2 separate regions of the Homo sapiens genome follow, and region 2 is linked to region 1. Evidence: chromatin loops called from intact Hi-C (ENCODE). Cell type or tissue: heart left ventricle. All regions are shown on one strand. Each heading gives the region's core, and the rest is flanking DNA. Links, peaks and the distances in the headings are about the cores only. Region 1 overlaps ALG14 (ALG14 UDP-N-acetylglucosaminyltransferase subunit). Region 2 overlaps CNN3-DT (CNN3 divergent transcript).

Region 1 (15,896 bases), core at 4,593-12,592:
CAGTGACCGCCCGCCACCTACCCCGACACATTCCCTAAGCCTTTTAGGGGAAAAATCAAAATAAGAACACAACAGGACCTCAGAAATTTTGAGACTTTTCTGTTGAACTTTAGGCCTCAAGGCCCTTATGGCAAGTTCTGCTGTCCTGCTATTGCTCCTACCTGGCAGTCAGCTGGGTTATATGTTCCTAGAAAGGATGTTTTTGTTTTGTTTTGTTTTGTTTTCTCTCTTTCTTCTCTGTCTCTTTCTCTCTTCTTTCTTTCTTTGTAGTTCAATGTGTATATCCTGCAAAATTTACCTGTCTTCAATATAATCCAGTCTCTTTCACACTATTGGCCAAAGAAGTAAGACTCTTTCTTATTCTCTATCGTATAGAAGAAAACATATTTTAGTGAAACAGTGAAACAACCTTTCCATCTCAGCTTCCTAATTCCTGTAGAACAGGGCCATGTCCCATAGTACTCTGTATGCCCACAAGGCCTCCCAACGCTCCCTATATGAACTTGACTGATGTATAATCAAATATATGGTGGCAAGAGAGACAAGAAAAGTAGGATGCTGAAGAGTGAAAAAACAGAGAAATGGATTTTGTTCAGGCTTCTAGTGTCTGATAGTATATGAAACACTGAGTTAAATACTAACAGTATATGACAACTTGTAACTTTCAAAGTATGTTCCAGAATTACATCACTGTTAAAAACCACAAACATATCTGGCTTTAGATTTGTGAAAACTAAATAGGAGTTTATAGTGATTTAGATGGAAATAATTCCACCAAAGAATCCAGATGGCATCATAAACCACAACAGAGGAGATCAAGTGGTTGATGAAGTCATTCTTTGCTGTTACCACACACTGAAACATACAATACCTTTATTATTTAGTGAATGCCACACGACTGAAAAGTCCTGGAAACAAGACAAAGTTAAAATGGTAAAATTTCATTCAACCAAAAATGGTTTCAGCTTTCTTTCATAACTATTTAAAAATAATGCAATGTATATTTTTAAATGTATGTTGGATGGTTCAACTAATCATTATGAAATCAAGATGACCATAATTTACCACAAAATTTTTTTTTATATGTCCTTCAAGTACTTGGTAGATACTTTATGGTGCTGATGAAATGCCATGAAGTGTCATATAAGTGAGGGTGCTGTGGGCCCCTGATATAGTTTGGTTGTGTCCCCACCCAAGTCTCATCTTGAATTGTAGTTCCCATAACCCCCATGGGAAGGACCAAGTGGAGATAATTGAATCATGGGGGCAGTTCCCCTGTGATAGTGCGTTAGTTCTCATGAGTTCTGATGGTTTTATAAGGGGCTTCCCCCTTTGCTGGGCACTTATTCTCCCTCCTGTCACCCTGTGAAGAGGTGCCTTCCACCATGATTCCAAGTTTCCTGAGGCCTCCCCAGCCATGTGGAACTGTGAGTCAATTAAACCTCTTTTTTTTTTTTTTTTTTTTTTTTTGAGATGGAGTCTCACTCTGTTGCCCAGGTTGGGGTGCAGTGGTGCGATCTCGGCTCACTGCAACCTCCACAACCCAAATTCAAGCAATTCTCCAGCCTCAGCCTCTCAAGTAGTTGGGATTACAGGTATGCGCCACCATACCCGGCTAATTTTTGTAGTTTTAGTAGAGACGGGGTTTCACCATGTTGGCCAGGATGGTCTCAAACTCCTGATTTCAGGTGATCCGCCCACCTCGACCTCCCAAAGTGCTGGGATTAAGGGCGTGAGCCACCGCGCCTGGCCCAAGCTTCTTTTCTTTATAAATTACCCAGTCTCGGGCAGTTCTTTATAGCAGCATGAGAACAGACTAATACAGTCCCATGATGGGTCCTGCTGATAACCACTTACTTTGCATGAATCAAGCTCTCTGGACCTCAGTGTCCCACTGTGAAGCAAGGAGGGCTAGCTGAGATCAGGGATCCTTAACTAGCCACCATGATCCCACAGCTGGCTCAAGACTGGCTTGTCAAAGAGAAATGAGGCTGCACTCCAGCTCTGCCCCAGGGCCTGAAACCACCCCTCACTTTACCTCCAGAAGCTTCTCCTTGCCTGGTGGTCTGAGACTTCAGGGAAAAACAAAGTAGTTTGTTTCTGAAAAAATTATGGGATTCTGGCTCAAAAGATTTTTAAAGCCTTTTATAAATGCACATTTATTCTCTCTCAGCCTTTATTGACTCCTTCTTTTGACAATATCGCAATTTTCCTTTGGGTAACTCATTCCTCTCATATTCTCAGCCGGACGGTTTGGTGGTATTTGCCTCCTGTCCCCTTCACCCCTAACCCTGCCTCTAAGAGTAGGCCTGGAATGGCTGAAGCAACATGGAGGAATCATTCCTGGCTACAATGATTAGCTGAAAGATGGGAGTATAACCCCACTGGAGTACCATGAGGCAGGAGATGTTTGCTGGGGCTCTCTCTCCCATATGCTGTAAGAGATCCTCTTCTTCCTCATGAAGAGGAAGAGACATGAGGCCAGGAGGTGCTACAGGTTTTTGTTACCCTAATGAGAGAGCTTGGAGCTGCTGGAGGCAGCACTGTGGGAAGCCCGGTGGAGCTGCCACTGCAGAAGACAGAGCAGAGAGACAACTCTTGCTATAGGGATATGCCTGGGCAACCGGACCAAGCCTCGCCAGAAATAAGACTGAATTTTTCCTGTTTTGTAAGTTGACAAATTCCCTTTATTGTTCAAGCCAATTTTAAGCGTAGGTTTATGTCACTTGAAGTTGAAGCACCCTTCCTTTGTCCTTAAAATGGTAAGAAAATTGCATTCCTTTTCTTAAAATAAAATATATATATTAAAATCATGTATGAAACAATTGTTTACGACATTGAATTTCAGAGCTGTACTCTCTAAGCATGGATTCATTCACTTGTTTCTTCATTAAACTTTCAACAAGCACCTGCCAGGTGACAGGAACTGGGCTAGGGAAACAGAGGTGAATAAGACATTCACAAGGAACTCACTGCAGTCTATCAGGACAGCACAGGAAAAGTGATAATTGCAGTCAAAGGGATAACTATAATATGAGACAATTATTAAATATAATGTTAGCACCAAGTAAGAAGTAATAAACTGGACCAGGTGCGGTGGTTCACACCTGTAATCCCAGCACTTTGGGAGGCCAAGATACGTGGATTGCCTGAAGGTCAAGAGTTTGAAACCTGCTTGGCCAACATGGTGAAACCCTGTCTCTACTAAAAATACAAAAAATTGGCCACGCGCGGTGGCTTACGCCTGTAATGCCTGTAATCCCAGCACTTTGGGAGGCCGAGGTGTTTGGATCACCTGAGGTCAGGAGTTTTGAGACCATCCTGGCCAACATAGTAAAACCTTGTCTCTACTAAAAATACAAAAATTAGCTGGGTATGGTAGCACGTGCCTGTAGTCCCAGCTACTTGGGAGGCTGAGGCAGGAGAATTGCTTAAACCCAGGAGGAGGAAGTTGCAGTGAGCCAAGATCGTGACACTGCACTCTAGTCTGGTGACAGAGTGAGACTCCATCTCAAAAACAACAAACAAACAAACAAACAAAAACCCCAAAAAACAAATTAGCCAGGTGTGGTCATGGGCACTTGTAATCCCAGCTACCTGGGAGGCTGAGGCAAAATAATTGTTTAAATCTGGGAGGTGGAGGTTGCAGTGAGCCAAGATTGCACCACTGCACTCCAGCCTGGGCAACAAGAACAAAACTTCACCTCAAAAAAAAAAAAAAACAAAGTGATAAACTATAAGGTTTTTTTTTTTTTTTTTTTTGAGACAGGGTCTCCCTCTCTTGCCCAGGCTGGAGAGCAGCGGCATGATCATGACTCACTGCATCCTTGACCTCCTGGGCTCAAGCGATTCTCCCACCTTGGCCTTCTGGGTAGCCAGGACTACAGGCATGCCCCATCACATCTTGCTGATTTTAAAAAAACTTTTTCTAAAGACGGGGTCTTCCTATGTTGCCCAGGCTGGTCTGGAATTCCTGGGTTCAAATGATCTTCCCACCTTGGCCTCCCAAATTGTTGGGATTACAGGCGTGAGCCACCACGCCCAGCCAATACATTATTCTTTGATAAGGTAAATCAGGCTTCATGAAGAGATTCCTGATCTAACTTGTGCAGGATATAAAATTTTCTAAGTATAATAGTGTGGGTGTGGTTGGTGAAGGGTCTTCTTGCCAGAGGAAGCAGCGTGTTCAGAGCTGAGAGACATGAAATAGCATGGAATATCTGGGGAACTGTATTTTGGTACGTAAGAAGCAACATAGGGAACAACAGAAAATGGAGTTGGAGCGGAATAATGGGAGCAGAAATGCATTCAAGAAATACCAGTCTAGTAATTATGAAGAGAATGGACAGAAGGGGAGAGGGCACGACCAGAGAAGGGCAATCATTGGGGAGATCACTGAAATACATCAGAAGAATGATGCTGAAGGCCTGACGGCCAGCAGCAGCACTAAGGTAGAGGAATGGAGATGACAAGCAGTGAGAAGGGAGATTTAGGACGCTGGAGAGTTTGGGATAACTCTCAGGTTTTTACCTAGGGTGAACGGTACTGTCATGACCTGGGGAGCAAATAGCAAGAGCGGAAACAGGCTGACAGCACATCATGATTCACTGTGGTCTTGTTTGGAGCATAATTTTGAGTTGGTAAAATACTCTTTAAGTATAAAATATATCAATATTAGAAAACATACACAGGTATTTTAGGTTGAAATGGGACAGACAGGAGTTTGTACTATAACTGAAGCAATGGGTAGACCTAGCAGGCAAGTGGACGGAGGAAGACAACTGGGAATCTAGGAAGATAATATTCAGGAATCTGGATGCTGGACTGATGCTGACAGGCCCTGGAGAAACACAGCCTGGAGCAGAAGCCTCGCTTGACGTTGACAAGTCAGACTTGAAAGCCAGGTGTGAGATCTCTGCCGGGTGCAGTGACTCACGCCTGTAATCTCAACACTTTGGGAGGCCGAGGTGGGCGGATCACTTGACCTCAGGAGTTCAAGACCAGGCTGGGCAACACGGCAAAACCCTATCTCTACAAAAAATACAATATTAGCCAGGTGTGGTGGCTCGCACCTGTGGTCCCAACTACTGGGGAGGTTGAGGTGGGTGGATAGCTTAAGCCTGGGAGGAAGAGGTTGTAGTGAGCCAAGATTGAACCACTGCACTCCAGCCTGGGTGACAGAGTGAGACCCTGTCTCAAAATAAATAAATAAATAAATAAATAAATAAATAAATAAGATTCCTAATCTCAGCCAGGCCTCCTTATTTCACAGTAGAAGACTAAGGCCCAGAGGGGTTGATTCACACAAGGTGACAGAGCTGGTTATTAGCAGGACCCACAGCTCCCTTACTCATATGTTGCTTCATGACATTTCATAAGCACCATAAAGTGAGCATCTACCAGGTATTTGAAGGACAAGGGAGTATCCCTCGGCACCCATTGTTTCCCTTTTACTTCCTTGCCATGCTCACCTGCTTGGTCAAACCTGACTAAAACTGTAAGTACATCTCTAGTCACAGCCTGGCCACATGCAGAGCTTAGAATTATGCTGTCCGTGGTGTGACTGCAACTACCAGAATTATTTCCTTGGGCCTAAAGGCTGGAAGGATCTAACAGCCTCCATTTGTACAAAAGGAAGGACGTAGGGAATTCCAAAACAGGCCATGTCCTGATTTTATAACAGCACAAAATAAATTGTATGTTTGTACTCAAAGGTATAGATTTTTTTTTTAATTGTGCTATTTATGTTTTTAAAACCAAACATTGGTGATTAGAATGCCATAAATTTGCTTTGAAATGGAGAAACAACAGTACTATATTATAAAATGTTACTGCTCTTCATGTTGTAAGAATCCCATACAATACAAATTTAACTGGCACTGGGAAATTGGTTAAATTACCACAAGGTTGAAATAACGGCACTATGTTATTCACAGCTATTTTAATTTCATCTGTTCAGAACATGATTTAAAGAAAGTTTAACCTGACTGGCTTTAGGTCTAGAGATAGAGGAAGGAATAATTGAGATTTGGGGAGGAATTTAAGAGATTAAGCTGTTTAAAATACTTTAAAAGCATGTATATATCTACCTGATATACTATTTCAAAAATAAGAATCTATTCACTGAAATGGCCACATCAGAATCTCTATTTGCAGTAAATTACAAATATTTTCTTATTCAAATATTTTGCTCATTTAGACCGGCCTCCTTTCAAATTAGAGATTTTTTTTTACCTTTACCTATAATTCAGTAAGTTAAGGTCCATATGAATGAGGAAAAGTGCACATATACATTATACACACTCAAAACCATAACTATGTTAAGCCACCAGTTGTAATATACATTACAGTTGACAAACTTAAATAAAACCCCACAGTTTAAACTATACAGTTACAAACATTTCTTTCAGAACTGATTGGGAGGCCAAGGCAGAAGGAGACTAGCGTAGGCAACACAGCAAGACCCCATCTTTACAAAAACAAAAATTAAAAAATTAGCTGGGTGTGATGGGCCTTACCTGTAGTTCCAGTTACTTGGGAGGCTGAGGCAGGACTGCTTGAGCCCAGGAATTCAAAGATGCAGTGAGCTATGATTGCACCACTGCACCCCAGCCTGGGCAGACAGTGAGACCCCGTCTCTTTAAAAAAAAAAAAAAAGAAAGAAAGAAAAAAAAAGAAAGGGAAAAAAGAACTGCTTAGGAACTGTGGAAAGTAACAACAAATACACTCAATGTAGACATCTCAGCAAGCTGTACACAGTCTCAGTCCACTGTGCGAAGTTAGCACCCCACCTTGTGGAAAACAGTAGGTGGTGTTCAGTGGAAGAATGTCATGTTAATTTTAGAAGAGCTGGTTGATAAATCCTGCAACCACCAAACTGCCACTGATTCTTATATAAACAGAAAATGCAAAACCAAAAAAAGAATGCAAACCAAAAGAATCCCTATTTATTACACTAGCAGCAAAACTTTTGTACTTCCAAAATAAAAGGATATGAGCCTCAAAATATTGGTGCTTGTGGTATGTGTTTGGATTATTTCTGTAGAAAATATTTATTTAGATATTTATAAAAAAATAAATATTTCATATTAGTAGGTTTTTACTCCCACTGGGGCTTGTATCTCTTCTTAGTTTTGTTTCTAAAAAATAGCTGTTTTCTAATTGTAACTTTAGAAAATACAGAAAAATATTCAAAGACAAAACCAAAAATCAACCAATATCTCCCTACTCTTTTGAAGAAGCCCCCACCCCAACACTCTATCTCACAGAGATCTCTCCCTCCTCTGCATTCAAAGCACTCATTGTCCTTTGCTTATCTTTGATTTAAACATACACACACACACACACACACACATACACACAGTTTGAAAGTTCTTCTGGTCTTCTCAGTTTCGTCAGACTCTTCGCGTTATTTATCATTCCTGTTACTTTCTTGGCACCATGTCTTCTGGAGTTCTCTGTCACTTTGCTCTGTTCCCAACTGTTTGTTCTCTAGGACCACCTATGAAGTCTTCACACTGGAACTCCCTTCACTGCTGTCCTGAGAATTCCCTTCCCTTCTCTCCTGGACTGAGGCCCAGATCCCTGGAACTGAGTCTCCCTTTTGGGTGCCCCTTGTTTTGGTGGGGCACACCCTCTGTGGGAGGGTACATGAGGAATCCATTTGAGACACTGCTCCACTGTACTTCTGAAACCTCAAATGTGATTCCTTTTCTTGTTCTTTCTGGAAGTTTTTAGTATCTTCTCTTCATCGTTAGTTCTGAAACTGTACATGACGTGTCTTGTGACTACACTTTCACTGGACTCAGGATAGTCCTTTTATTTTAAAAGTCGGGTCCTTCTGTTTTGGAAATTTCCCTGGGTCATAATTTTGTTTCATTTTGAACTTTTCCCATTTCCTTGTTCCTTCTGAATAATGGACTTGCAACATCCAGTTTGGTTGTCTAATTTTCTTGCCTTTCTCTACTGTTTTTTACGTTTTCCTTATGCTTTTAATCTTTTTCTTGAGTTCTTCAATGTGATCTTCCAATCTTTCATTGAATTTTTATTGCTGAAATCAAAATTTTAATAGCCAAGGGGTTTTTTTTGTTCTTAGTTTTTTAAAAAATAGGTCTCATTCTTGTTTTAATGAAATAATGCCCTCTCATTTCTTCGAACATAATTGTTTTCGTTTAAACTCCCCACTGCCACTGAAATGCCCTTTTCTCTAGTTCCTTTCGTTAGTTTTCTCTTTAGAGGCTTTCCTCAAATGTCTGATATTCTGTAGATGTTGATTCAACTACTGATTCTCAAGGGCGATGGGAGGGGAGGCCCCCCATACACACGTTATAAGGTCTGGAGACATTTTGGGTTGCCATAACTGGTGGTGGGGGTTGGGGGAGCACTCTTGGCATCTGGTGGATAAAGGCCAGGGATGCTGCTAACATCCTGTAACACACAGGACATTCCCCTACAATGAAGATTTGTCTGTCCCAAAATGTCAATAGTGACGAGGATGAGAAGCCCTACTTCACATTAAAGAATGAGGCATTAAAAGGCCGACTGCAGGCTCTATGTTCAGCTCTCTACCGCCTCTACTGAGAACTAGTGCAGGTCAGCGGCTAAATGATCAGCAGTGCACTGCCACCTGGTGGCAGGATGAGGGAGTGACATTGCAGAGGAAAGAAAATATAAGTCCTTCAACACTTGGAGGGGCCCGCCTGGTCCATTTCTGAAGCTTCAAGGACCTTTTAGGGGAAGGAGAGGAAAGAGGAAGGTAGAGAGGAGAAGGAAAAGAAGTAGAAGGAAAGGAGAAGGAGCGAGGAGGGGGAGAGAGGAGAGAGAAAGAGAGGGTTGAAGAGAGAGGAGAGGAAGAAGAGAGAGAAGGAGGGGAGAGGGAGAAGGGAATGAGGGAGGAAGGGAGACAGGGAAGGAGGGAGAGAGAGTGCACAAGTGTGTAGAGTTTAGGAAACGGTTTTGAATCTGTGCAAAGTGGTTCTGGGAAGTCCCTCTAAATCCCAGGGAGTTTCCAGGTTCCTCTAGGCAACACTTTAAAGACCCTTGGAGATCGGGATGCTCCCCTTTCAGACATCCCAGGGTTGGTGATGGCAATCCCATTCTTACAATTGCTCAGAACAGCTTTGTAGTCATGTTTGATTCCTCTGTTTTCTGCCATGAAATTCTGTTAACTCCACTTTCAAAAACATCCAGAATCCAACTATTTTCCCTTACTCCTGGCCCTCCTGATGCAAGCCACATTATCTCTTGCTGGGATTTCTGCAACAACCTCCTAACTGATTTCCTTGGTTTTGCTTTTGGTGTATTTGTAACACAGCCACACGAGTGACCTGTGTAAAACAGTATGATTGTGTCACTCCTCCAAGCAAAACTTTCCAACAGGTCTCTATTTTCCTCAGATTAAGAGAGGAAGTTTTTAAAAGGGCTTACAAGGTCCTAAATTATCTGGTCTTTGCCCACTCCTCCCATCTCCTCTTCAGTGTCTCTCCTTCCACTCACTCTCCTCCAGGGACCAGGATTACCTGCTATTGCACCAACATCCAGGAATATTCCTCTCTATGGCTTTTCCAGAGACTTTTCCCTCTGCTTGAAACACTCTTCTCTCAGGAGTCCCCATCGCCTTCAAGGTCCTAAGAGCAATCACAACTTTTCCACCCCATCAAAATTCCCAGTTCCCCATCCCTGTGCAATCTGCCCCCACAGCACTGATCACCTTCTAACAGACTTTACTATTTTCTTCTTCACTATGTCTGGTATTACTGTCTTCTCATCCAGGTCAAGTGGAGTGAGCTCCATGATGGCAGACATTTTTTTGTGTTTTTTGTTCACTTGTGTATCCCAACTATCTATAATATTGCCTGGCAAATGGAAAGCAAATATTTATTGCTGAATAAACAAAGTATTTTTTTTTTAAAAAAAGCATTAGGATTCTGACACCTACTGCATTATAAATTTGGGAAAACTGAAAATCTTTGTTAAGTTTTTAAACATCAGGAACATGCTTCTGTATTTATTTTTACCATATTTAATGTCTCAATAAGATTTCACTATTGGGCCCATATTGATCATTTCCTTTTATTCAAGCTCCTTTCCCAGTGTTTAATATTTTAGGTCTCTTTCTTCATTATTTTTCTAACAGTTAAAGCTAGCATATAAGGAAGTGATTGAGTTTTGCATATTTGGCTTGAATCTGATACTTTTCTGAACTTGTATTACTTGATAGTCTTTTGTTGATTTTGTTTCTAGATATAATTATTTATAGCATATATTACTTTATTTCTTCTTTTTCAATGTTTATACCTCTTATTTCGACTTAGGTGGAGGGCCAAAACAAAACACAGTATGACTAATGGCAGATACTCTTCTTTTGGTTCTGATTTTAGAGAGAAAGAATGTAATGGACATTGGCTTTTGGCTCCAAGTATACTTTTTCATTTTAAGGAAACCATTGACAATGTTGGAATAATAGGTTATTTGTGCAAAGCAGTGTTTTAGGAAGCTAAATGTGGACAGCCAGGGATATCAATGTGATTTAAAGAAGACTAGAGTCCAAATCAGTAGTATGTGTAGAGTTTGCATATACATTGCAAATGTACTGCAATGTATACATTGTATTAGTATACTAATTGTATAGTATTAGCATACTGTATTAGTATATTAATAGAATTAGTATAATAGTATACTAACAGAATGGTATACTAATAGAATTAGCATACTATATACTAATAGAATTAGCATACTATATACTAATAGAATTAGCATACTATATACTAATAGAATTAGCATACTATATACTAATAGAATGGCATACTAATAGAATTAGTATACTAATAGAATGGCATACTAATAGAATTAATATACTAATAGAATGGCATACTAATAGAATTAGTATACTAATAGAATGGCATAGTAATAGAATTAATATACTAATAGAATGGTATACTAATAATTAGTATACTAATAGAATAGTATACTAATAATTAGTATACTAATAGAATAGTATACTAATAGAATTAGTATTATATTATTATACTAATTAGTATTATATTATTATACTAATTCTATTAGTATATACTCAGTATACTCAGTATTGCTGGCTTGAGTAAATTATTGAAAAATATGAATAGAGGGCATAGTGGCCACAACAAAAATAGTTTGGAATATCTATTACACTGGTTTCTACACCATATATTTATACTCCTAACTTCTAGGTGTACTTCAGAATAGGAATTCAATCAACAATCTAGCACAGGAGTCTCCAACCATCAGGCTGTGAATCAGTAGCAGTCTGTGGCCTGTTAGGAACCGGGCTGCACGGCAGCAGGTGAGTGGCAGGTGAGCCAGCATTACCACCTGAGCTCTGCCTCCTATCAGATCAGCAGCAGCATCAGATTCTCTTAGAAGTGCGAACCCTATTGTGAACTGTGCATGCAAGGGATCTAGGCTGTGCACTCCTTAAGAGAATCTAACTAACGCCTGATGATCTGAGGTGAAACAGTTTCATCCTGAAACCATCCTCCACCATCTGTGGAAAAACCGTCTTCCATGAACCTGGTCCCTGGTGCCAAAAAGGTTGAGGACTGCTGATCTAGCAGAATGCTAGAGTGGGCAAGGGTTGACAAGCCCTTTAATGTCAGCAAGTTATTTAATTTGGGCTTCTTTATTTCCCATATTTATTGCAGTAAAATTGGAAAGTTATAAAAGTGCTTGCAGAATGTGTATAAAATGTACTTTTTAAAATAACTTACAGAATAAAATAATACTACAGCATTTAGTGAAAAACTGAAAATGATAGGAAATGGTATAACAATACTATAGTTTACAATCATTTTAAAGTAAAAAGCAGTCTAGGCGCAGTGGCTTACGCCTGTAATCTCAACACTTTGGGAGGCTGAGGTGGGTGGATAGCTTGAGCCCAGAAGTTCGAGACCAGCCTGGGCAACCTGAGATTGCTGCACTGCACTCCAGCCTGGGCGACAGAGTGAAACCCTGTCTCACAAAAAAACATAACATAACATAACATAACATAACATAACATAACATAACATAACATAACATAACATAACGACATGCCTGTATGAACCAACATGGAAAGTTATCAAGGTACAGAATTAAATTTTTTTTAAAAGTTGCAGACAATATATAGGATGTGATTTATAAACTAGCCATAACCTGCTCCTTCCAAAAAACACCCAACACTGTCTCTAGGGTTATATGTATGTGTGTATATATAATTCATACTTTGTTATATGTATACATGTAACAGAAGGGGAAAAAAAGCACTGGCAGGATATAACTCAAACTGGTACAGTGGTTACTTCTAGAGAGTGGAACTGGGATAGTGACAGGAAACTTTCACTGTTTACTTTGTATATTTATTTATTTTTTTTTAGATGGAGTTTCGCTCTTGTCACCCAGGTTGGAGTGCAGTGGCGTGATCTCGGCTCACTGCAACCTCTGCCTCCTGGTTCAAGTGATTCTCCTGGCCTCAGCCTCCCAAGTAACTGGGATTACAGGCGCCCACCACCACGCCCAGCTAATTTTTGTATTTTTGGTAGACACGGGGTTTCACCATGTTGGCCAGGCTGGTTTTGAACTCCTGACCTCAGCTGATCTGCCCGCCTTGGCCTCCCAAAGTGCTGGGATTACAGGTGTGAGCCACAGTGCCTGGCCTGTTTTTTTGCATATTTCTGTATTGTCCAAAGTTTTAAAATTAAGAAACCAACAGGCCAGGCATGGTGAGTCACGCCTGTAATCCCAGAGCTTCGGGAAGCTCAGGTAGGAGAATTGCTTGAGACCAGGAGTTCAAGACCAGCCTGGGCAACATAGCAAGACCCCATCTCTACAAAAAATAAAAAAGCCAGGTGTGGTGGTGCATTCCTATAGTTCTAGCTACTTGGGAAGCTGAGGCAGGAGAATCACTTGAGCCCAGGAGTTCGAGGTTGCAGTGAGCTATGATCATACCACTATATTCCTGCCTGGGCAACACAGCAAGATCCTGACTCTTTAAGAGAAAACATAAACAATAAATAAAATTTGGAATGAACAGAAAAGAGCAAAGCAACAGAAAAATAACCACTCATAGTCCTGCCACAGTTAATTATGGGGCATATTCAATAAAGATTTGCTGAAATTTCCACTAAACACAGTGTCTTGTATAGAATCAGCACTCATTTTGTATTTTTTGATTGAATTAGCAAATAAATAATGTTTATTGGGAAAACATAAGCCTACTTACAGAGTAGTGGGAAATCTAATTAAGTGGCCTGAAAGTTGGCTCTGACTTTTAACCCTTCAAATCAGTTTTCAGCAACTTCTATTGTTGTTTTATATATGAAAAACTCTATATTTTTTTAAATGCAGGTTAAAAAATGTTTTATTCATATGTCACCGAGCTTTTTTCTTCAGTAATGTGAAAAGGGGCCAACTCATGCTGTAACAGAAGTTACAAGGAGTAATAGTTGGTTGCCAAGGGAGGCAGTTAAGAAACAAGGCTCAGATTCAGAAGCAAATAAAAGAATGAACCAAAATCCACACTGCAATGCCCTGAGCCTCATTTCCTTCCACGCCTTGGAGGGGTGGATGTCCCTGCTGAAACATGGCCTATTGCTCTCCAGGAAGAACGTTCTGATTTGAGTTTTCATTTACCTTCATAGGGCTCTGGTAATTGGCTCTATTTGGAAAGGTTACTCTCCAATTTTTGCTGGAAGGTATTACTTTACTACTCTTTACTTTAGAACTAATCCCAGTGGAAATTACTTTTTCTTTGGTAGGCTTTTCAAGGTATTTTTTTTTCATATAAGTAATTTCACAGTCAAATATCCTTTTTTTTTTTCTTAGCTCTCCACTCTTTGCCTTTCTAATTTCAGTTGTTAGTCAAGGAAGCCTGTTTCTTATTAAAAAGCTACTTAAACTACTCAGAGAAAGACAGGCTGAAGAGTAGAGTTAAAAAGTTATTAAACCAGGAGTATTATTTGCCTTTACTCTTGTGTAATTATAAATAAGGTGAATTAGGCACCTAAAATATTATACACCATTAAAATATACACTGATTCAGAAGAATCAGAAGAAATTTGAATGAAGAATTTGTGCAAGAAATGCAGGCCACCTCTAACATTCAATTAATAAAATTATACTAGTTTAAAATTTAGCTTAAAATCTGCTGTATATTAATATCTAGCATAAATAGGTAAATACCAACATTAATTTTTTTCTTGCATGAGGGCTATGAAAGGTTATAATTACAAAAAGATAAATAAATAAACATTTAAAAAATATGGGGGCAAGCACAGTGGCTCACACCTGTAATCCCAGCACGTTGGGAGGTGAAAATGGGCAGATTGCTTGAGTTCAGGAGTTCGCGACCAGTCTGGGCCACATGGCAAAACCCCGTCTCTACCAAAAATACAAGAAATTAGCCTGGTGTGAGTGGTGTGCACCTGTAGTCCCAGCTACTCAGGAGACTGAGGTGGGAGAATTGCTTGAGCTTAGGAGCCAGAGGTTGCAGTGAGTCGAGATCGCACCACTGCACTCCAATCTGGGTGACAGAGTGAGACCCTGCCTCAAAAAAAAATTATTAAAAAATAAAAAATAAGGGCCAGGCAAAAAATAAGGGCAAGGTAAAAAATACAGGCTCATGCCTGTAATTCCAGCACTTTTGGGAAGCTGAAGCAGGCAGATCATTTGAGCTCAAGAGTTTGAGACCAGCCTGGGCAACATAATGAGACCCTGTTACTACAAAATATCAAAAATTAGCCCAGTGTGGTGGTGCACGTCTATAGTCCCAGCTACTTGGGGGGCTGAGACAGGAGGATCACTTGAACCCAGGAGGTGGAGGCTGCAGTGAGCCATGATTGAGCCACTGCACTCCAGCCTGGGTGACAAAGAGAGATCCCGTCCCAAAAAAATAAAATAAAATAAAAATAAAATTTTTTTCTACAAACTAGCAAAAACATTTAGAAATTTATTGGATAATTCCATATCAGAATAAGTTATTAACCAAATGACAGAAATTTCCTGTTACTTATATAACTATAAGTGATTAACATTTCTAATTTGTATCTTCTGATTTCTGGGAAGCTCTCTGTGTTTTTGGAGGAGCAAGCCTGTGTTGAAAATGTGGATTTTGGCTTCTCACCAGAACCAAGTGTGAATCGATGCCCTTTTATTCCTGAAGCGTTCCGAGCGATATGGATGAGATCTTCTGCCAAAGCACAAAGTGCAGTTACTATTAATGCTTTAAAATGATCCAGATTTTCTGGTTCACTTAAGAAGTCCGAAAAAAATTAAATTATAGAGAGATAGTTCAAGGCCTGTAACCACAGGAGTGTTTTCTATAGCCAGGAAATTGCAACTTACACAATTATAGTGCATTATTTAAAAAGTGAGGAAAATTGGGGGAGAGAGGGGTGCTATTTACACAAATGGTGCAGAATAGGCATCCACACCAAGAGTACCTCAAAACTCTGACTTTCATTAGAAAATGAATTTGACTTTGGTTCTGATAGAATAGCAATATAAACTAGCTTTATAACCCTCCTTCTATAAACAGTTTTAAATGCTGTCAGAAATATAACAAAAATACAATTTAATCTGAACCAGGAAGAAGGAAACGGAAGTCCCTAATTGCCACAAACAAGAAGAAAATGAAAAGGGAACAGGCAGCCTGTGACATGAAGGTTTGAGGAGGATGACATAATTATTCCAGACACCTAAGGGCTGGGATTTCAGGGCCTCTAAAGGATGGGGAGGAGAAAAGCCTACAAAAAACAAATTGATAGCTGATATTTCCAAGACAATAACAGCTCCCCTATATCTGAAATTTATTAATAGAAGGCCCTAAGGCCCAGTTGTTAGTCTTCTTCTATTTTCTATCAATCAATCCCTGGGTAATTTTTTTT
Region 2 (15,896 bases), core at 5,089-13,088, 87 kb before region 1:
GGAGTCATGAGGAGATCAAGAAATGTCTTAATTTGAGAACTGAAGAGGAAAATACTAACAGTTTTGGCACAGCTCTTCCCTGAAATCTGTCAGCACTAAGGGAAGGGCCAGCAGCAATAATACAGCAGCAGTCTTCATGGCACTGTCAGGCAAATCAGGAGGGCTACAAGGGCCTGCTTCTCTCCCCTGTGTGGACAAATGCTTGTGGCTGTGAGTTAAATACCAACGCAATCAGCTCACTCTCAAATGAAACTGCTCTGGCCCAGACTTGGAGAACAGTCTTGCATGAAACTTTTTTTTCCAGTGTTTTAAATTTAACCAGCTGGAAAGAAGTATCATTTTATTAAATCTTTTTGGCCGGGCATGGTGGCTCACGCCTGTAATCCCAGCACTTTGGGAGGCCAAGGCAGGCAGATCACCTGAACTCAGGAGTTCAAGACCAGGCTGGCCAACATGGCAAAACCCCGTCTCTACCAAAAATACAAAAATTAGCCAGGCGTGGTGGTGTGCACCTGTAATCCCAGCTACTCAGGAGACTGAGGCAGGGAGAATTGCTTGAAACCAGGAGTCAGGGGTTGCAGTGAGCTAAGATTGCGCCACTGTGCCTGGGTGACAGAGCAAGACTCTGTCTCAAAAAAAAAAAAATCTTTATAAAATGAAAGATTTGCTTTTTTTTTTTTTTTCTAGACGGAGGCTCGCTCTGTTGCCCATGCTGGAGTGCAGTGGCACGATCTCGGCTCACTGCAAGCTCTGCCTCTCAGGTTCATGCCATTCTCCTGCCTCAGCCTCCCAAGTAGCTGGGACTACAGGTGCCCGCCACCACACCCGACTTATTTTTTGTATTTTTAGTAGAGACGGGGTTTTACCATGTTAGCCAGGATGGTCTCGATCTTCTGACCTCATGATCCGCCCACCTCGGCCTCCCAAAGTGCAGGGATTACAGGCGTGAGCCACCAAGCCCAGCCTGAAAGATTTGCTTTTTTAATGGGAAATCTGCATTCTATCAAAGGGATAAAAAATAATGCTCGACTAGTTCATTTGATACAAAGGCCAGCACAACACTACCCAAATACATGCTTTTGTTGATCATCTTTGACAGAAAATAAAGCACGGGGTTTTGAGAGGTTTGCCTAACAAGGGCTTTTAAGCTGCATTCTGTGGTATCATAATAAAAACTGCAGGGTTCATGTTAAACCAAATAATTTTACATGTCAGCCTGGCATGTAGAAGGTATTCAGTTAGTTCTTGCTGAATAAGTATATTTCAAACTGTTGCTGAAAGAATAGTCTAGAAACATCTATATGTGATACATTCACATTTGACTCTCAAACCATACAGAATTCGTTAGTGAATACCAAAATTAGCTTCACAGACACTGGGAAGGAAATCAAGACTATTGGGGAGGGAACGGGGTAGAAAGGGAGGTGTGTGGAGTAGGAGTGGGACCCAGGGAGCTTTTAGTGTACAATGACCGAAAAATTGTAAATTACCGCATTGCTGCCTTCTGCTTTATACCAAGTTTGTCCAACCCGCAGCCTGCGGGCTGCATGCAGCCTAGGATGGCTTTGAATGTGGCCCCACACATATTTGTAAAGTTTCATAAAACATTATGAGATTTATGCTTGGGCCTTTTTTTTTTTCTCATCTTATGTCATTAGTGTTAGTGTATTTTATGTGTGGCCCGAGACAATTCTTCTTCCAATGTGGCCAAAGGAAGCCAAAAAGATTGGACACCCCTGCTCTATACATTACAGTGTATAATTTTATTTTATTTTATTTTATTTATTTATTTTTTTGAGATGAGTTTCACTCTTGTTGCCCAGGCTGGAGTGCAATGGTGCAATCTCAGCTCACTGCAACATCCGCCTCCTGGGGTCAAGCGATTCTCCTGCCTCAGCCTCCCGAGTAGCTGGGATTACAGGCATGTGCCACCATGCCCAACTAATTTTGTATTTTTAGTAGAGACAGGGTTTCTCCATGTTGGTCAGGCTGGTCTCGAACTCTCAACCTTAGGTGATCCGCCCGCCTTGGCCTCCCAAAGTGTTGGGATTACAAGTGTGAGCCACCGTGCCTGGCCTACAGTGTATAATTTTTACAGCACTAAAGACTCTTAACATTTTTATAATTTTAAAGAAGGGTCACTGAAGACACAATGCTGCTTGGAGCGTTTTTATCCCTTATTCATTTAAGAACACTTTTTCAAATTGTATGTTTCTGAGTCATTTTTTTAAAATGATATGTTTGTTTACCTACATTAAATTAGATGATGCTGTGATACCACTCTTTCCCAAATAAATGTGTTTCCTTTAGAGATAACTAGTTCAGCCCATCCCCGGGTTCAATGAGTCACTAAGAGGACTCATAGGACTCAGCCTACTATCATGTAACACTAATGGCTATGATTTATTTCAGCAAAAAGATAACAAGCAGAATCAGCAAAGAGAAAAGGCATCTGGGGTGAAGTCTGGGGAAAACCAGGCACAAGCTTCTAAGGCTCCTCTGTCAGTAAAATCACAAAGGATAAATTAACCCCCCAGCAGCAAGTTCTGTATGTGAAAACAGGTGTGAAATGTTGCCAACCAAGGGAGCTCATTAGAGACTCGGTGCCCCACGTTTTTACTGGAGCCTGGTCATGTAGGCAGCCCCAACCTGGCACATATGGAAATACTGGCTTCCCAGAAGAAAGCAGGTGTTCAGCACAAACCACATTGTTTGCACAAACAGTCTGGCACAATGAACCACTCTTATCAGTTAATGGTGGGAACCCTTGCAAAATCTCAGTTCTCTCCCACATACCAGCCAAGGGCCAACCTTGCAAGCCTGCCTTTTCACAGGCAGTAGTTCGGGCCTGTTATGTTAATTATTTTCTGCACAATATCATCAACAGAGTGTCAATAATCATGATAGTGACATTTACAAGTTTGATGGGGTTCTTTTTGCCCCCAAAGCTGATGTCTAGTCCCTTTCTTTATCATGAAATTAACATTTATGGAGCCCTTATCACATGCCAGGCACATGGTTTAAATCTTTTAATATTTACAGTAAATGGGTCCTGTTTTTGTCACAGTTGTACAGATGAGAACATTTAGATCATATCATTTAGAACATATCATTAGACTTGCCCAAAGTCTCACAACTAATATTTGTAGTGCTGGGATTGGACCAGGAGGGCCTAACTCTGGAATAGGCACTGGGGAAGTTCTCAACAGTTTCACCACACACCTTCCCTTTCTTTTCTTTCGTTTCTTTTTTCTTTTTTTAATATGGTCATCAAAAATAATTACACATTCACACACACACACACACACACACACACACGCACACACCTATATCTCCCCATACTGTATGGACAGAACACAAATACAACCAGGTATATAACCTGGTGCAGACTGGCCTTCCAATATGTGTTGAGATGAATGAATAATGAAGCACAACATCTGAATGTCTAGCATTTAAGTACCGCATCCTTAAAATATCAACATCATGTCAACTCCTGAAACTCAGTAGAAGGACCCTAATGAAAGAAAACCTAGACAAGCCTCACCAATAAGTGCTTTAGTTACCTGTCCATTTGGACCTGTTTTTTGTTTTGTTTTGTTTTGTTTTGTTTTTTATCTTTTGAAGTTGAGAAGATTGAATGTCACATTTGAAATAATGCACATATTCATCACCAACAAGTTTTTTGAGTCCTTAAAATGTGCAGTGCACAGAATTACTGCCCTTTTTTCAGAGATGTGTCATCAGCAGCTCTGCTGGAACTACCCTAGAAAATTTGGCCACGGTTCTTGCTCTTGCTGTGTCTGGTCAAACCAGCAGGTTTGATCTGGGACTATAACTTCAATATGTGCCACCTGTGTTTCCATCAGAATGGAAGGGATTATAGCCCTCATCAAGTTGGACTAAGTGGTCTTCCCTGAATGGATTATCCAAGACAGCGCTCAATGAAAGAAACCACTGCTAGCTCTCTGCACATAAAATAAAATTTTTTTAAACTTCAAAAAAATTAAAATAAAAGCCAAGAGCCATAAACAATTGAAAGCATCTGATGCCTGCCTGGTGTTCCCGGTTCCTGCTGGAGCTCAGCTTCAGCCCAGGTGAGACCAGACGCTGTTGTCATACAACAGGCTTAGCCAAACATGTGGATTTGATTTGTCAGAAAGTTAAATTGGGGACTCTAGTGCCTTTTGAAAGACGTAATCTGCTCCAGAGACCTTGCAAAGGGCATGGCTGACCTTGCATCTGTTGTGAAACTGGTAATACCCTCAAGGCAGGGAGGAAAGCAAGTTTTGACAGAGCAGAATTGAGAAGCATGAAGCTGCCAGGAAAGCAGAGGCAGCATAAAGTAAGATGATAATGATAACTGATTTCTTCTTTGCAATTGATTCTTTCAGGATGCTATCCCAAGGTAATAATAAGACCTAATGTATACGATGCTTTACTGGTTTTTTTCAAAGGGCTGTCACATGTATGATCTCACATCCTCTTCACAGCAGCCTGGAAAGGAGGCCAGATCTGCATTATTACGCCCATTTTGCAGATGTGACATAGGCATAAGGATAATGTGACTTTTCCAATATCTTGGAACTAGTGACTTGTCTTTTAATCTTGGTCAGTGCTGCTCAGTCTTCAATGTCCAGACAAACCACTTCAGGATCAGCAGGTTCAGTAGGCCTGGGGTGGGCTCAAGAGTCTTCATTTCTAACAAGCTCCCAGCTCATACAATAAGAAATCAGAATGCAGAATGCATTACTTTTAAATTGGTTATTTGTTCTTATTCTGAAATAAAGCCTTCATTCACAAAAAGCATAAAATTGCACAGATGCTTAAAAATATTATTATAGTCCATATACCGTATGACCTACTACCTGGGTAAGAATTTGAACATGACCTGAAGGCTTCTCCCTCATGGCACCTCACCCCCATTAGCCCTCTCTCTCCTCCCAGGAGAAAACACTGTCTTGGCTTTTGTAATAATTATTTTCTAGCTTTTCTCTAGGAAATGGATGTTTTGAAGAGTTTTTTTGTTGTCGTTTCCCTGGTCCCTGATACTTTGAAATCACCAGTATTTCACACATGATAAAGGTACACAGGCCAAAGAAGTAGATCTTATCTTTTGAAATCTTTAGTAGGAAAATCCCCTAGAGGAGTCCAACTGGGGCTTGCTCTGCAAAAGTGTTCATAAAGAGACGGTATCACCTGCACAAAATACTAACTTTAGGACTGGGGTGTCGTGGGAAAAAAATGGACCCTGGCTCCTTGCTACTATATCAAGTCAATATTTAACAAATCAGTTAGAGACATTCAGAGTCTAATTCTGATGGCGGGACAGATAAGAAATGTCAGTATCCAGAGGAGATAATGAAACAGATGAGGAGGACTTTGCTAAATGTTCCATCTGCCTTAGGTAGTCTCGCTTACAGTGTTTCCTATTCCTTTCATTTGACGAAATCATCAAGCCTAATTTTCAAGAAAACAAAATTTCCTAAAACAACTGCCTGTAAATATTATCTTTCCTTTGTTCAGCCCCCAGGCTGATTAAAAGTTGGACTGGCAGCACATTCAAAGGGGCAAGAACATAAGAGCTGCCAGTGGTTGTATTTAGTACCAGGTGTCTAGGAAGTCTTGATGTAACAAACAGAAGGATGGAAATTTCTCAGATAGCTTCTGACTAGGCCTGGGAACTTAACAGAGAAGAAGGCCAAAAAAGGCTCCTGCTTCTCTAGAAACTGACCCTCCCTCAGGCAGTCTCTACTATGTGTGTATCAGTTAACTATTGCTGTGTAACAAATCATCCCAAAATGTAGTAGTTTAAAACAACCACCACCATTTCTCATGATTCCTTGGTTTGGCTGGGAGATTATGGTGCTGGTCTTCCCTGGACATACTTTGGCTGAGGGCCAGCTGGGCTAGAAGGACTAACATGGTTTCATGCACAGAGCTGACAGTTGGTGCTGGCTGTTGTCTTGGATACCTCAGATTTCCTCTTTTTTTTTTTTTTTTTTTTTTTTTTTTTGAGATGGAATCTCGCTGTATCGCCCAGAATGAAGTGCAGTGGTGCAATCTCGGCTCACTGCAAGCTCCGCCTCCTGGGTTCACACCATTCTCCTGCCTCAGCCTCCCAAGTAGCTGGGACTACAGGCGCCTGCCACCAAGCCCGACTAATCTTTTGTATTTTTAATAGAGACAGGGTTTCACCATGTTAGCCAGGATGGTCTTGATCTCCTGACCTTGAGATCTGTGCACCTTGACCTCCCAAAGTGCTGGGATTATAGGCGTGAGCCACCACGCCTGGCCGGATTTCCTCATTCTTAAATGTTAGACCCAGGGATGCTAAATATTCAAGATTTTAATGAGCCTCGGTTATTAAACCACTGGTAGCTTGAAATCAGCCATGGTGGGAATACTTTTACCACAAAAACATAAGCAAATGCTGTAAATCAAGTCTCTTTCTGTGGAATGCTGGTTTACCGGAACACTACTGCCTACATCTGTGTGTGCCTTGTAGAGCCCTTGCACCACGTGGCTGCTCAGTATGTCTGTTAAATTGAATCCTCAGTTAAGAGACAGAGAGTTGTAAACAATGCTGCAGTCTTAGTGTCAAAAAATATCCAAAAACTTATAAAATTAGGGAACTAGATCCAAGATAGCTGAGTTTCTTTTGGGGATATGCAGTGATCACCACACACACACACACACACACACACACACACACACACACACACACTGTCTCTCTCTCTCTCCCCCACTCTCTCTCTTTCTTTCTCCCTACATATTGTAAACAGCATCAGCAGCTCTGTTCATTTAAACTGTTAACAGTTTTTGGATGGGGAGTTTCTGACTCTGGCATAAGTGTGTAATTATACACTTATATCCTGAAATATAAATGTAATCATCTAGTTTCCCACAGGACAGGAGTCCATAAAGCTACACTGATGTGTCTGAGAGAGATATGAAGGTGAAGAAGAGATAGGACAGTCAAGAGGCATGCCTCGCCGTGTATCTTTATTTCTGTCCTCACTGTGTTGTCTGTGTTCTGGCATATTTTGACTTGCGCCTTTCTATGGCTGCCTCTGCACATATCTCCGTCTCTTCTGCTGTTGACTAGAGTGGGTAGTTTGTCTAGTTTTCTCTGAATTTGTTTGGGTCCCCCTCAGATCTCTATCCTGGTGAAAGAGGAGTATGCATAGCAAGTTTGGTTAGTTGCCTTTTCTGCATAGATTGCTATGTTTCTTGGCTAAGCATTCCCCCGGGCCTTGGAAAGCACTGACCCCTGCATTTCCAGGACTTGTTTGCATCCGGAAAATGACTAATTAGGTCCTTGGGACTTCCTTACATTCCTATCCCAGGTATCTTCTTTGCTTCTTCCACTGCCTTTTTTTTTTCTTTTTCCTTTTTTGACTGGCCAGAGAAAAGTAAAGAACAAAAGTAAAGCTCATAAACATAGACTATCCACTTTTACTTGTGTTGCAAAACAGTCTCCTGTGCTGCTGGCTTTCCTTCCTTTGCCCAGTCTTAAATGTTAGCGCTCCCCAAGGTTTTGTCTTTTGACCTTTGACTTCTGCCTCCTCTCACTTACTGGGTGGTCCTGGGTGATTTAATCCACTCCCTATTACTGAAACTGATGGCCCAAGCCAGACAGCCCCAGAGCCATGTATTCACTTACCTACTGGACATCTCTAATGGAATATCCCATATGTTCTCAATGCTTACATTCTGATCGACGCTTATTGCCTATTTCCTTAAACCTCAGCTTACAGGAGACATTCTAGACATCTTCTCCCTCATCTTCAGACCCATCCTATTGAGTCTACCTGTTTCAGTTATCCATTGCTGTATAAAAAACTACCCTAGGCCAGGCGCGGTGGCTCACACCTGTAATCCCAACACTTTGGGAGGCCAAGGTGGGTGGATCATTTGAGGTCAGGAGTTCAAAACCAGCCTGGCCAACATGGTGAAACCACATCTCTACTAAAAATATGAAAAGTAGCTGGGCGGTAGTGGCACACACCTGTAATCCCAACTACTCAGGAGGCTGAGGCAGGAAATTCGCTTGAGCCTGGGAGGCGAAGGTTGTAGTGAGCCAAGATCATGCCACTGCACGCTAGTCTGGGCAACAGAGTGAGACCCTGTCTCAAATAAATAAATAAATAAATACAAATACAAATAAAAAACTACCCTAAAACTTAGTGGCTTAGAACGATTTATTATTTCTCATGATGCCATGGGTTGCCTGGGTATTCCTCTGTTGGTTTCCCCTGGGCTCCTTCATGTGTCTGCGTAAGTTAGTGACAGCTGGGCTGGAAGGCTTAAGAGGGCCTCCCTCACACGTCTGACAGTTGACGTTGGGGAATGGTTGCTGGCTAGAGAGCCTCAGTTCTTCTCCATGTGGCCTCTCATCTTCCACTAGGCCAGACTGCCTTCCTTGCATTGGAGTCTCAGGGCAGCTTTCCAAATGAACAAAGGCAGAAGCTGCCAGGCCTGTTAGGCCTAAGCTTCAGGACGCTTAGGTCATGTCTGCTGCATTGTATTTGTCAAAACAAGTCACAAGTCCAGCCCAGATCCAAGAGGGTGGAAAAACGAACTCCACTCCTCCAAGGGAGAAGCAGCAAGGTCACACTGCAAAGGAGCATACAAACTGGGATGGGAGGAATTTATGAGCATAAAACAAACTAGCACACTAACATATGAAGGCCTGTGGAATTTGTTCTCTGTCAAGGTCTGTCCCAATCTGACCTGTGTTTTAGGATGATAACTCTGGTGATTTGTGGATATGAGTTAAAAAGGTCAGAGATTAGAAATAGGAAGCCCAGCAGGGAGTACATTTCAGTAGGCTAGGCAAGAAGGAAGAGGGCATTGTTCATAGGCTAGGGATGGGGAGTGCATATGGAGAAATGGACATGAGATATTTCTGAAGTAGAATTAGAGAGAGGCCAGTGTTTACTATATGCTCTGTACCAGCATAGGTGATATAGGGAGATGTGAGTAAGATATTAGTAAGAGCCAGCCAACAAATAGATACTCAAATATTTGGTTAATGAGGAACTTAAAATCTTTTTTGGAAAAAAGGAAAACCTAACAACAACAAAAAAAGATTCTAGTGAACTACACGTTTACTTCATCTGATTACAGAACCTCTCTTTCTCGTTTTTTTATTTTTTTGAGAAGCAGTCTTGCTTTGCTGCCCAGGCTGGAGTGCAGTGGCACGATCTCAGCTCACTGCAACCTCTGCCTCCTGGGTTCAAGTGATTCTTGTGCCTCAGCCTCCTGAGTAGCTGGGACTACAGGCATGCACAACCGTGCTTGGCTAATTTTTGTATTTTTAGTAGAGACAGGGTTTCAACATGTTGGCCAGGCTGGTCTCGAACTCCTGACCTCAAGTGATCTGCCCACCTTGGCCTCCCAAAGTGCTGGGATTATAGGAGTGAGCCACAGCACCCGGCCACTTTCCCTCTTCTGAACACACATTATACTTACCATCTGTCCTGTTCTCTGCACATGTAATAACATACTGCCTTCTACTGTTTTGTTTTGTTTTTTTGAGACAGAGTCTCTCTCTGTTGCTCAGGCTGGAGTGCAGTGGCGCAACCCTTGGCTCACTGTAGCCTCAACCTCCTGGCTCAGGCCATCCTCTTTTCTCAGCCACCTGAGTAGCTTGGGTTCCAGATGTGCTCCACCACACCTGGCTAATGTTTTGTAGAGACAGGGTCTCGCTTTGTTGCCCAGTCTTGTCTTGAACCCCTGAGCTCAAGCAATCCTCCCACCTTGGCCTCCTAAATTGCTGTGAGTAGAGACATGAGCCACTGTGCTGGCCTTCTATTATTATTTAACCTTTTTATTTTTGTTAACCTTATTTTTCTTGCTAGATTTTAGATCTGTGAAAGGTCTAATGATGTGAGGCCACTCAGGAAATGCACAGAATAAGCTCTGTGCCGTATTAGAAGGAAACAAATTGGATGGGGACTCTTGTCAGAGAAAACACCAAAGAGATTAGAGTTGCAGTGGAATAATTCTTAAAAACACACGTAAGACAGCAAGTGTTCACCAAGAAGACTGGTGGCTACCAAATGCTTGCTCCCTTTTCCGTAGCAGAAAGTTGTTGTTGGGAAGTGGCTCTGCAGTCAAGGGCCATCTTCCCCAGCCCCACCATTCCTCTCCATGGAGTCATGTGATTCATTCTCAGCAAAGGAAAGTGAGTGGGAATAGTGGAGGCCACATCTGGGCCACCATGGTTAAAACGCAGATTTGTCTTCTCTATTCTCACTTTCCTTTCTGCCAGCTGGACATAGAGGATGCAGAGGGCCTGGAGGATAATGGATCATGGGTGAAAGAAGTTTGGGTGTCTGAATTACTGCATGGTGGAAAAACTCCCCCCAACAGGGAACTCTGGCTTTGGGCTGCTCTTTGAGAGAGACATAAATTCATTGTGTTCAGCCACTGAAATGTGGGAGGATTATTTGTTACAGCAGTGTATTAGTCAGGGTTCTCCAGACAGATAGGACCAATTGGTTATGTATACGTATAGAAAGAGATTCGTTGAGATTTATTGTAAGGGATTGGCTCATACAATTATGAAGGCTGGCAAGTTCAAAATCTGCAAGGTAATTAGCCAGGCATAGTGGCATGTGCCTGTAGTCCCAGCTACTTGAGAGGCTGCGGCAGGAGGATCACTTGATCCCAGGAGGTCAAGGCAGCTGTGATCATGCCACTGGACTTCAGCCTGGATGACAGAGTGAGATTCTGTCTCAACAATCAAACAAACAAACAAAAATTTGCAAGGTAGGCCAGCAGGCTGAAGACCCAGGGAGGGCTGATATACAGTTCAAGTCCAAAGACCATGTGCTAGTAGAATTTCCTCTTGCTAGGGGAGGTGAGACCTTTGTTCTATTCACCCCTTCCACTGATTAGATGAGACCCACCCACACCATGGCAGGCAATCTACTTTACTCAAAGTTGACAGATTTAAATTCTAATCTAATTCAAAAGCACCATCACAAAAACATCCAGAATAATGTTTCACCACTATCTGGGCACCGTGGCCCAGCCAATTAACCACCCCAAGCAGCTAACACTTCCTTTATTTGCACCAAGATGTGTTGCGACTAGTAGCCAACTCATGCAGAAATGTCATATTTCTCACTCCTCTGTCTTCACTTAGAGGCTGTTCCTACCCTGGTAAAGAAAGGCACATTATTTTCAAGGTATAGTGAATACCTCAAACTTTCCACCACGATATAATGACTTGTTTGCAAAAGCCCTGGAGAACAGAGCATAATCATGACATTGCAATCCATTATGTCTGCATAGGAAAGGATATGGTCACCTGGGTTTTATTAAACAATTTCTGTCTCTGCCTAGAATCAGAATCAGGCACAGCGAAGATTACCACCAAGGAGCCTGCCCCACGTTTCCATTTTCAACAGAAATAAATGATGGGTTATTCTTGTAGTTGAGTGCCCTTTAGAGTGAGGTCGCCTGACTTCTGTTGTGTTCACTGTTGTGCCTCTCATGTCTTGATTCTTATGATGAAGTTTATAAGCAGGGTAGAACAACAGGACTGAAAAGAGGATAGATATAAACCAGTACCTTAGGGAACAACTAGTAAAATTAGCTTCCTTACCTTTGGCAGCAAAAATGGGCACTCAAAAGCTAAGCATCTCCCCTGCCCCTTGCCATGTTTTATAAGAAGTGGAGGGGAATTAGTATTATTTCTTGGCTCTAACAATAAAACTAAAAAGTTTACTACAACCAGCATTCTGATCAATGCCCTGTAATAATCTAGGTAACTTACTACCCTCTTTATGAAGCCTACCCTTACCACTCTAGAACTCTTTATTTCTTTTCTTTTCTTTTCTTTTTTGAGATGGAGTCTTGCTCTGTCACCCAGGCTAGAGTGCAATGGCACAATTTCAGCTCACTGCAACCTCCGCCTCCCAGGTTCAAGTGATTCTCCTGCCTCAGCCTCCTGAGTAGCTGGGATTACAGGCACCTGCTACCACGCCCGGCTAATTTTTGTATTTTTAGTACAGACAGGGTTTCACCATGTTGGTCAGGCTGGTCTCGAACTCCTGACCTCAGGTGATCCAGCCTCCTCAGTCCCCAAAGTGTTGGGATTACAGGCTTGAGCTACCATGCCCGGCCAGGACTCTATTTCACAGGCATTTATTCACAAATATCAGTTGAGCATCTACTATATAGTGCTATATAGCATTACATCAAGAATTGTAAAGAACTCGAAAAAGCACAAGTTGTGCTCTCATACATCTCAATAAACTCAAGATATAATATCCACGTACACTAACTTTGTGTGTGTGAGAGTGTGATGCTTAAAGGATAATGCTATTCTGCTTTTATTTATTTTTTTAATTTTTTGAGTCACTGTGTTGCCCAAGTTGGAGTGCAGTGGTGCAGTCACCACTCACTGCAGCCTGGACCTCCTGGGCTAGGTGATCCTCCTGCTTCTGCCTCCTGAGTAGCTGGGACCACAGGCACACACCACCACATCCAGCTAATTTTTTAAATTATTTGTATCCATGGTGTCTCTCTATGTTGTTCAGGCTGGTCTCAAACTCCTGGGCTCAAGCAATCCTCCCACCTCAGTGCTGGGATTACAGGTGTGAGCCACTGCACCTGCCCAAGTCCAGGAGGAACTTTAACCCTCTGTGTTCCTCTTGGACTTTCCTTGTCTAGGATATCTGAACACTGTCTATGGCCGGTAGAATGGGCTGGTTTTATAGATCCTCTACCTTGAAGGCCAATCTGCCTCTCTGATCTCTTTTTAAAAATCCCTTTTTCCTCTGAATTGTAATGGAATTACATAATCACTACTGAGGGGATCTGGGACAGGGACAAGAGGGGATAGGGAGATCTTCTCATTTGTGGGGGAGAGTGGGAGTGTCCGGCAGCCCAGGGGCCTGTGGGTCTGGTCTACTTCCTGAGAGTCCCTCCCTGATTCTAGAAGGAGGACAGGGCAGACATGGCATGAGGAGGAAGCCTGTTGACTTGTTGACTTGCAAAGAATCTTAGCAAGGTGCCAGAGTGAATGCACCCGGACACGGGGAAGCCCACCATGTGGACATAGCTTGGTTGCTGCATGTGTAACTAGAAAAAATACAGTTGTCTGTTGCCGGCTTCCTGCTTCTCCCTTTTTTCCCCATCACTTGTTCTTGAAGCTAGTGGGAGTTGGATTCTTCCTGTTTGACCGTGTTGGAGTGATATCCTAGCCTTCAGCTCTGTGGCCTGCAAGCCCCTCAGGCCTCTCTCATACCTTAAAGAGGAGAGATGGGGTCAGGAAGAGACTTCCTACTCTCACTATATAGTGCAGCTCTTGATTTATTTATCACATTGAAATGTTTGTTTGTTTGTTTGTTTATTTATTTCAGACAGAGTCTCACTCTGTCACCCAGGCTGAAGTGCAGTGGCGCCGTCTTGGCTCACTGCAACCTCCGCCTCCCGGGCTCAAGCAATTCTCCTGCCTCAGCCTCCAGAGTAACTGGGATCACAGGCCTGTGCCACCACGCCTGGCTAATTTTTCTTTTTTTTTTTTTTTTTTTTTTTTTTTTTTTTTTTTTTAGGGGAGACAGGATTTCACCATCTTGGCCATATGGTCTCAAACTCCTGGGCTCAAGCCATCTGCCTTCCTTGGCTTCACAAAGTGCTGGTTCACAGGAGTGAGCCACCACGCCTGGCCTGGATTGAAAACTTTAGACTGAGGTTTAGGTACTTTTGTTGGGTTCAACCTTCAGTAATTCCTCTAGGCTAGGGTTCAATCCCAGTAACCAAGCTCACCAGTCCTTGCTCCCAAATATAACTGCTACTTTTCTCTTTTTTTTTTCAAGCTGAACCTCAAAAAGTTAGCCTGGCGAGGGGAGGATGATGAGATTTCCCCTGTTGTCACATAAACAAGGAAGTAAAGGGGGCCCCTTGTGCTCTCAGAACTCCAAGCATGAAACGATGTGAGTCTAAGCATTTAAATCACTTATCTGGGATGAAGCATAAAAAGCTTGATTTTTTTTTTTTTAAACCAATTAGGTTTTAGCCTCCATGATACATTTTGGGGCCTGTGGTTATCACTGCAATTACACTTCAATTCATGCATTGGATACTTTGAAAAGGTTTAATAAACAATAAGAATATCAGCTGCCATTTATATTTATGCTTCTAGCACTGTCCCAGGGGCTTTAATATGGTACCTATAACCCTTCCAATTATTCTCATTTTAGAGTAGAGATAACTAAGACACAGGGAGGTGAAAAAAATAAGCAAACAAAAAAACCTGCCCAAGGACACACGACAGGTCAGAGGTTAAAAAAAAAAAATTAGCTGGGCGTGGTGGCGCACGCCTGTGATCTCAGCTACTCTAGAGGCTAAGGCAGGGTTCACACTCCCGGCTCTTGGTTTACCGAAGTTCTCATTTATTCCACTATCTCATAAGAAAAATGAAGCAAATCAAGTCACACTTTAAATCGACTGAGGAGATTTTGCTGTAGAAAGGAATCTGGTAAATCCCTTCATCAAGTAAATAATCCTTTGTGTGTAAATCTGGACTTATATAAAGTATATGTTTTTTGGCATGGTTAAGGTGAGCTACCATGTTCCTTTCCGGAAAGTAAAGATGATTTAAGGAATATGAAGGAGGCCTTTGTTCATTCCTTTGATGGATATTTATTCAGTGCTCCTCTGTGGGAATGCTAAGATGAGAAAAGCAGACGGTCCCTGTCTTCAGGGAGCATATCATTTTTCACTACCCCTTGTTATTGGGTTGCTAAAAAAGAGAATGTCTATTTTATTTGTGGAAGTAAGTCAGTAGTTTAAAAAACTTTTATTTTCTTTTCTGCTTATCGCAGTAATACATCTCATTAAAAAGTGTAAAAAAACCAAACATTATAAGAATGTATAATACAAAAAGTTAGTTTTCAGTATTGCCAGCCCCAAAGAAACAACCACGGTTATAGATGAAAATTTTAACCCTTAAAACTCTTTCTCCAGAGGAGAAACAGAGAATACCATCTAGTAATTTCCCTATCCTGGCTCCTGCAGTACCTTCAGGACTTGGAGATTTTTTTTTTTTTTTTTTTTTTTTTTTTTTACTGGGCGGCTCCTGACCTTGGGGAAAACAGAAACACAGCTGAAAGTAAATATGGAACAAAACTCTGGCCATGGGGCCTGAGAAAGGCTTTTTTCCACTGCCTTTTAAATGTATTTTCATGAAAAGACACCAAAGACATTTAAAGTTAGGATTGTTCTAGAAAATCCAGGATAGATAGCCACCAGATGTCTATGGGGAATCAGGGCACACCACAGTAAACACTCAATAGATATTTGCTGGAGGGAGGAATGAAGACTGTACTTATATTTAGAAAATTAAAACAACCCTGAAGTACATGCTGGATTTTACAGGTTTTCGATTTATCTCCTCCTCTTTTTTTTTTTTTTTCCCCATGCAGAGCAAAGGGAAAAACAGCTAAGTGTTTCCTGGCTGAATTTTATTTTGCTTTCAGTTTCTGCCATTTCAGTTCCTGTTATCGTGCTTTGAGGTGCACTGAACTGCAGCAAACCCAGGGGATCCAAGGCTACGTTGAAAAGCCTTTGACCACAGTGCAGGGAGCAGAAGACATTAATGACGTGATGTCGACACAGCCCGCACTCAGGATCCTCCAGGAAAAGAACACAGAGATAACCCCGGATCGATGGTACTTTTTGAAAATGCTTTATTGCAAAAGAGTGGCTAGGGTTTTACAAGGGCTATGAAGAAACATATTAAGGTTAATAAAGCTTTTTATTGAGTGTTTACTGAGTGTTACTATGTGCTTTACATCTATTAACTCATTTCATCTTCAAAACAACCCTATAAAGATGTTACAACTATAATCCTAACCTTACAAATGAAACAACTGAGG

The links. A loop is a pair of places that touch in the nucleus more often than their neighbours do. Peaks named below come from ENCODE experiments on the same cell type or tissue, not always from the same donor. Only the 100,000 strongest peaks of a DNase experiment are listed, where the experiment ranks them.
Region 2: a loop joins it to region 1, with 2.2 times the contacts of the local background. A loop is called at or near these places in 6 of 110 quality-filtered maps.

The regions. Positions count from the first base shown.
Region 1 is chr1:95,034,975-95,050,870 of GRCh38, forward strand. The region is part of intron 2 of ALG14 (ALG14 UDP-N-acetylglucosaminyltransferase subunit); the gene reads right to left. Among named protein-coding and RNA genes, the nearest start is that of ALG14-AS1, 19 kb to the right of the region's middle. RefSeq lists enhancers at 8,194-8,802, 8,803-9,411. In heart left ventricle, for the core only: CTCF peaks have their summits at 6,804 and 8,618 (motif pointing left); a DNase peak (open chromatin) is centred at 8,647; H3K4me3 peaks cover 256 bases; H3K27ac peaks cover 1,338 bases.
Region 2 is chr1:94,947,482-94,963,377 of GRCh38, forward strand. CNN3-DT (CNN3 divergent transcript) reads left to right here. Exons shown (of 3, transcript NR_168377.1): 3 at 15,498-15,789. Among named protein-coding and RNA genes, the nearest start is that of CNN3, 28 kb to the left of the region's middle. In heart left ventricle, for the core only: no CTCF peak of the experiment used is centred there; no DNase peak of the experiment used is centred there; H3K27ac peaks cover 3,244 bases.